Linked DNA regions of Homo sapiens: region 1 is linked to region 2. Evidence: chromatin loops called from intact Hi-C (ENCODE). Cell type or tissue: heart right ventricle. All regions are shown on one strand. Each heading gives the region's core, and the rest is flanking DNA. Links, peaks and the distances in the headings are about the cores only.

Region 1 (2,915 bases), core at 263-2,762, 71 kb after region 2:
CAATAGCTTTTATTGTTATATTTTTGAGATGGGATCTTGCTCTGTCACCCAGACTGGAGTGCAGTGGTATGACCATAGCTCACTGCAGCCTCCAATTTCTGGGCTCCAGCAATTCTCCCACCTCAACCTCCCAAGTCACTGGGACTACAGCTGTGTGCCACCATGCCTGGCTATTACTTTTTTTTTTTTAATAGAGATAGGATCTCACTATGTTGCCCAGACTGGTCTCAAGCTCCTGGCCTCAAGCAATCCTCCCACCTCAGCCTTCCAAAGTGCTGGGACTATAGGTGTGAGCCACCACACCCAGCCTGCTGCAATTGTATTACTTTTTTTTTTTTTACACTAATCTTAATGCTGTGGAGCTTGTGTCTCGGCGTCCTATGGAGCTGTTACTGAAATAATCCTTTCTACCTACACCTTGCCTCTACCTTCAACTGTAAGAGTCAGACAATAATCTATTGAGCCTAAGCCAGAGGACCCATTAGAATGACAGACACCGGGGTGGATTTTCTCAGCCTCTCTATGACTAAGTCTTTGTTCCCTGGCCAGCCTTCTCTCCTTGACTTGTTCTTGCCTTAGGACGTTCTCTTCCTGGAGGCATCACATGCAAATAGCCTTCTAACAGACCTGCCCAGTCAGTTTCTCAGAGCTTCCTAGTCAGATTGAATGTCAACAGTGAACACAGTTTAAGCCCAATCTATGAACCCTCCCTCTTTACCCTTACATGAAGAAGACCATTTTTACTAGTTATTGCTAAGTAACAAACCACTGCAAAATTTAGTGACTTAAAACAACAACCATTCCTTATTTCTCATAATTCAACAGGTCAGCTGGGTGATTCTGCTGATCTTGGCTGTACTTACCTTGTGCTGTGGCCAATTAGTGAAGTGACAGGGAACAACTGGTCTAGAATGGCCTTGGCTGAATGTGGCTCTCTTCCGTGTGCCTCTGACTTCCTTCCAGCAGACTAGCCTGGGCATGGTCTCATGATGAGGGCAGAGCTTAAGGAGGGCAAGCAGAAATGAACAAGTGTTTTTCAAGCTTCTGTTGGAGGTTAAAGCAAGTTACATGACTAAACCAAGAATCAGTGTGGGAGGGTACTACCAAATGGGTGGCCTCAGGGGAGAATGAAAAACTGGGGCTGTTAATGCAATCAACTTACCTCACCATGAAAGGGAATGTTAACTTCATTAGTGCGAAACATTTGAAGTAGACCCAGTCCCTCTCTTATGATGAGGAAAGTTTGAAGCCAGTGACAATCATGCTTCAGATGAATGTCTCAAGATCAATAGCAATGTCACAAGACCTATCGCAAGCCCTCAGTTGAATCTCTCTGGTAGGGAGCCATCTTCGGCCTTGGTCAGTCTGACAGGTGTCCCTCTAGAGCCTCAGCAGAAAAAAACAAGAATGAAGAACTTTCCTGGATAGCCCAAGCTGCCCTTAAAGTCCTCAGTCACTTCCTGTCTGTGTCTCAAAAGTACTTCCTTTGTATCCACAGTGACACAGAAAGCTGACCTCCCATTGTTCCCAGACTCTTAGCTCTTGTACCAAACTTGGCCAGCTCAATCTGGATATCCCTCCACTTGCTTAGATTTCCACAGCAGCTGTCAGCATCTGGTGGTTTTGAAGCTGTGGGTATCGAGAGTGGGAGTGACAATTCATTTTAGTGCTTCCAGAAGCTTACTTCCTATCTGGTTCCAGCTGCAAGTCTTCAGCCAATGCAAGTTCTCAGCCTCAACCTCAGCAGGGAAAACATTCAGAAAACCCAGATGATTTTATCTTTCTGAATGCTTCATTCCCCTCACTCCCCCATGGAACAGCTGAGTCTTATTGGAGATTTGATCATTCTCATGGGATGGGCTTGATGGCCCTGCTAGTGTGATTGTCTGTAGCAAGATTGCAAATTGGCAATCACCTTTTGGGAACCATTTCAATTGGAGAGCTCCAAAAAAAGTAGTTCTTTGTAGGTTTCTCCCTTTTGGGTGGGGTCCTTGGTTCAAAGATAGACAGTAGGATTTTTTAAATCTCCTGTTTCTCAGGTGGGCTGAACCAATTCCGGTTGCCTTTCCCACTAAAGGGAAAAAGATGTCAACTCACATGTCTTCACACAACACTCCAGGTAATGACTTTAATTGATAAGATTTAGCAACTGAAATGAAAACTATTTACCATCTTGGGTCAGACTGGACCAAAGATTCTAAGGTAGAAATGAATAAACCTAGTTGTTATGGGTTGAATTGTGTCCCCCCAAAATTCATAAGTTGAAGTCCTACTGCCAATACACCAGAACATGGCCTTATTTGGAAATAGGGTCTTTGCAAGTGTGATTAGTTAAGACGAATTTATAATGATGTAGGGTGGGCCTGTAGTCTAATATGGTTGGTATCCCTATGAAAAGGGGAAATTTGGGCACAGATACACAGAGGAGAACATCATATGAACACGAAGACAGGGATCTATAAGCCAAGGAATGTAAAAAATCTCCAGCAAACCAGAAGCCAGGGAAGAGTCATGGAGCAGATTCTCCCTCACAGCCCTTAGAAGGAACCAACCTGCAGATACTTAGATGTCCAACTTGTAGACTCCAGAACCATGAGACAATAAATTTCTGTTGTTTACGTCACTCTGTTTGCTGTACTTTCTTTTTTTTTTTGAGACGGAGTCTTGCTCTGTCGCCCAGGCTGGAGTGCAGTGGCGCGATCTCGGCTCAGTGCAAGCTCCGCCTCCCGGGTTCACGCCATTCTCCTGCCTCAGCCTCGCTGGGACTACAGGTGCCCTGTTTGCCGTACTTTCTATGGCAGCCCTAGAAAACTAATAAACAGGTCAAAGGGAAGCTTGCCTATCGGGGGCTGATTATTTCTAGGAGGCTCAAAGAGTCAGGGAATTTTAACAGAAAAGTCAACTTGGAGACCAGA
Region 2 (2,915 bases), core at 244-2,743:
ACCTGGCACCTTGATCTTTGATGGCCTTGGAGGCCCCATTGCCCCTGGGGAGAGTGAGGAGAGGAAAGTTTCCACCACCTCCTTTCCTGAAGATGCCTCCCAAGAGTTCTCAATTGTTTTGAGCTCCTCAATTCTCAAGGAGCCAGAAAAATCCAGTTTCTTAGGAAAAGGAGACACCTTGAACTTTCAAGGCTCCATTCTAGGGACAGAAGAACAGGATTAATCCCATGAAGCTGAATGGGAACTTGCAGTGTAGTGTTAAAAGGGAGAAGGAGCTCTGAATTGAATTCCAGCCCCACCATATAAAAGCTGAGACATCTCAGGCAGGTTACGTCCGCTTTATGAGCCTCAGTTTCTCTGCCTGTAAACTGGCTCTGATGAAATTCAGCCATTCATTTATTCAGTTGTCATTTGCTGCCTCTCTCAAAGAGAAGTTGATGGGAGTTAGAGAATAAATATACAAAAAGCACCAGTAGAGAGTCTGGATCATAACAGATAGTTAATAAATGTCCGTTTTTTTTCCCTTCTCCTACAGGAAGATGAAACCTTGGATGACTGGCCCCAGTCTTCCCCGCTGCAAAGGGGTCTCATAGTTTCTAATTTATGATGTGTTTGCACCATGAAAAAATCATCTGCACTTTGATAATCTGCTCTTTCATCTCAAACAACAGTCCAAAATCACACTCTAATGAAATTAAAAGCAGATGAGAAACCGACACACATGTAAATACTCCTATTAAAAGGTGCAAAAGCCTTACTCACTTCTGAGGTGTGGCTGGGAGTGGCCAGATCTTGTTTTCTTTAGAGGACAGCAGAACTAAGCAGCTAAAGGCAATTAAAGGTATTTTTGGAGATGAGAGAATTGATTAAAAACGATGGACACACTTTATGCACTCAGAAGCTGGCACCTCATTGGCAACCAAGAAATTCCAAGCTTGCGCTTCTAGGGAGGAAGTGGACTCTGGGAAACTCCAAACTTCTCAGAATGAAAAGGAAGCTACTCTGTTAAACTGCCTCTGGAAAGAGCCCTTCTGTTCTCTGGCCTCAGAGAACAGCACTGTAAGGAAACAATTGCAATGGGAGAGGGAGGAAAACACCATTTCTTCCTCCAGCCCCACCACCCACTGCCAGGACAGAAGGCAGGAAGAGGCTGATCCTGCTGAGACAAGCAGCCTTGGGGATTGACTGTAATTGTGCAAGTAAAGACAGGACCTGGAGTGCGTTTCCCAGTTCACTTTCACCAGCTACAGCAATAATCCTGCTTCCCGGAACATTCCATGCTGCTTCATTTGCTCAGCAACAGTTGTTCCAGGAAGCCTGTATGCACATAGTGTCAGCTTGCTGGTGTGCCCGCCCTGCCAAATTCAATGAGAGTTTATTGGCTAATGTTTTTCCCAGAAATGGGATGAAAATCTTCCAGAGGCAGCTGGAATCATTTTCAAGTGCAGCAGGAACACAGTTGGGGCAAATGGTGAATGGAGAGGCCCCAAGTGTAATCATCACAATGACCTTAATTATGACTGTTGAATGCTTACTCCATGCCAGTCGTTCTATCAAGGGTTTCAAGTCTGTGATCGCGTCAGTCCTTACACAACTCTAAGCCATAGGTATATTACAACTCTATTTTAGAGAAGAGAAAATTGAGGCTCAGAAAAGTTAAGTAAACTGCTTAAGGCCACATAATTGGTGACTGGCAGAACTGGAACCCAACTCTATCTCTGCAATTCATACGGCTTTCTAAGCACCCAGCACACCAGAAGCAAACTCCCCAATGCGTCCTTGACAGCCCAGAGACTCAATTATGTGGGCTGGAGTAAACCTTCTCAATTCCGGCCTTTGGAAGAAGATAGGAAAGCTGGTTCTGAGAGACCCTGGTCCCTGCTGGCCTATTTGAAAAGGATCTTATTTCTGAGTGTCTCCCAGGGCTCTGGGAAGCTACTTTTGGAGAAGAAACCAGATGAGTTTTCCAGAGTTTTTAACAACGCAAACAATGCAGAATACAAAAGTGGCTGTTGACTTTAGCCTTCCAAACAATACAAAGAACAGGAAGCTCAAACAGATAATCGGGCTCCTTTCCTATATCATCAGAAACTATGCGGAAGGAAGCCTGGGGATGATCTGATGAGGCTTGTTTCAGAGGCGAGAGAGCTGCCCTAAACACGTCCCAGAGGGGAGCCACACCGAGCACTCCCCTCAGCCCCAGCAAGAAGTAGCCTGGAGTATCCATGTCTTGCTTCCCCAGCCCTTGCCCCAACAGTCCTGTCTCTAGAGGAAAAATGTTTCCTCCTTATCCCTCACACTTATCCTGAGTGGGCAGATGTTGCATGTGTTCAGCTTCCCTTGGGGTGATGCCCTTGCAGGAAACTGTGGAAGAGATGATTTCTTAGATGATGCCAGCCAAGGAAGCAGGTACAGGGACTGGGGTGGCTCACAGCTATGAGGAGGAAGGAGGGAGTGAGAGAAGATGTGGCCTGTGTATTGACTCTCCTCTGCTTTTCAAGCACTTGTCTCTTATTCCAATAGAAACAGATAGGTTAAAAGATGATAGATATAGATAGATGATAGATATAAATAGATAAAGATAGAGACAATTAAGAGATAGAGATAGATATATGGCAGATAGATGATAGATATAAATAGATAAAGATAGAGATAATTAATAGATAGAGATAGATATATGACAGATAGATGATAGATGGAACATAGAATACAGACAGATGATAGATAGATAGATAGATAGATAGATAGATAGATAGATAGATAGACAGACAGACAGATAGATGGATAGATGATAGACAAGGTTTTTTAAGAAGTTGAGTTTGGAACTCACAGGATGCATCCACCATGGTAAGTCACAATCCCATCAAAATCACCCCAATACTGAAGTGGATATGGGGACTTCAAAAAGGAGAATC

Evidence for each region. Peaks named below come from ENCODE experiments on the same cell type or tissue, not always from the same donor. Only the 100,000 strongest peaks of a DNase experiment are listed, where the experiment ranks them.
Region 1: it touches region 2 in a loop (2.1-fold over the local background); 21 of 110 quality-filtered maps call a loop at or near these places.

The regions. Positions count from the first base shown.
Region 1 is chr11:35,086,524-35,089,438 of GRCh38, reverse strand. It overlaps LOC105376627 (a long non-coding RNA gene), which reads right to left. Exons shown (of 4, transcript XR_931194.2): 1 at 2,553-2,915; 2 at 864-1,001. Among named protein-coding and RNA genes, the nearest start is that of CD44-DT, 50 kb to the left of the region's middle. In heart right ventricle, for the core only: no CTCF peak of the experiment used is centred there; a DNase peak (open chromatin) is centred at 1,608; H3K27ac peaks cover 1,686 bases.
Region 2 is chr11:35,157,172-35,160,086 of GRCh38, reverse strand. The region is part of intron 1 of CD44 (CD44 molecule (IN blood group)); the gene reads right to left. Among named protein-coding and RNA genes, the nearest start is that of SNORD164, 4.3 kb to the left of the region's middle. In heart right ventricle, for the core only: no CTCF peak of the experiment used is centred there; a DNase peak (open chromatin) is centred at 1,214; H3K27ac peaks cover 2,226 bases.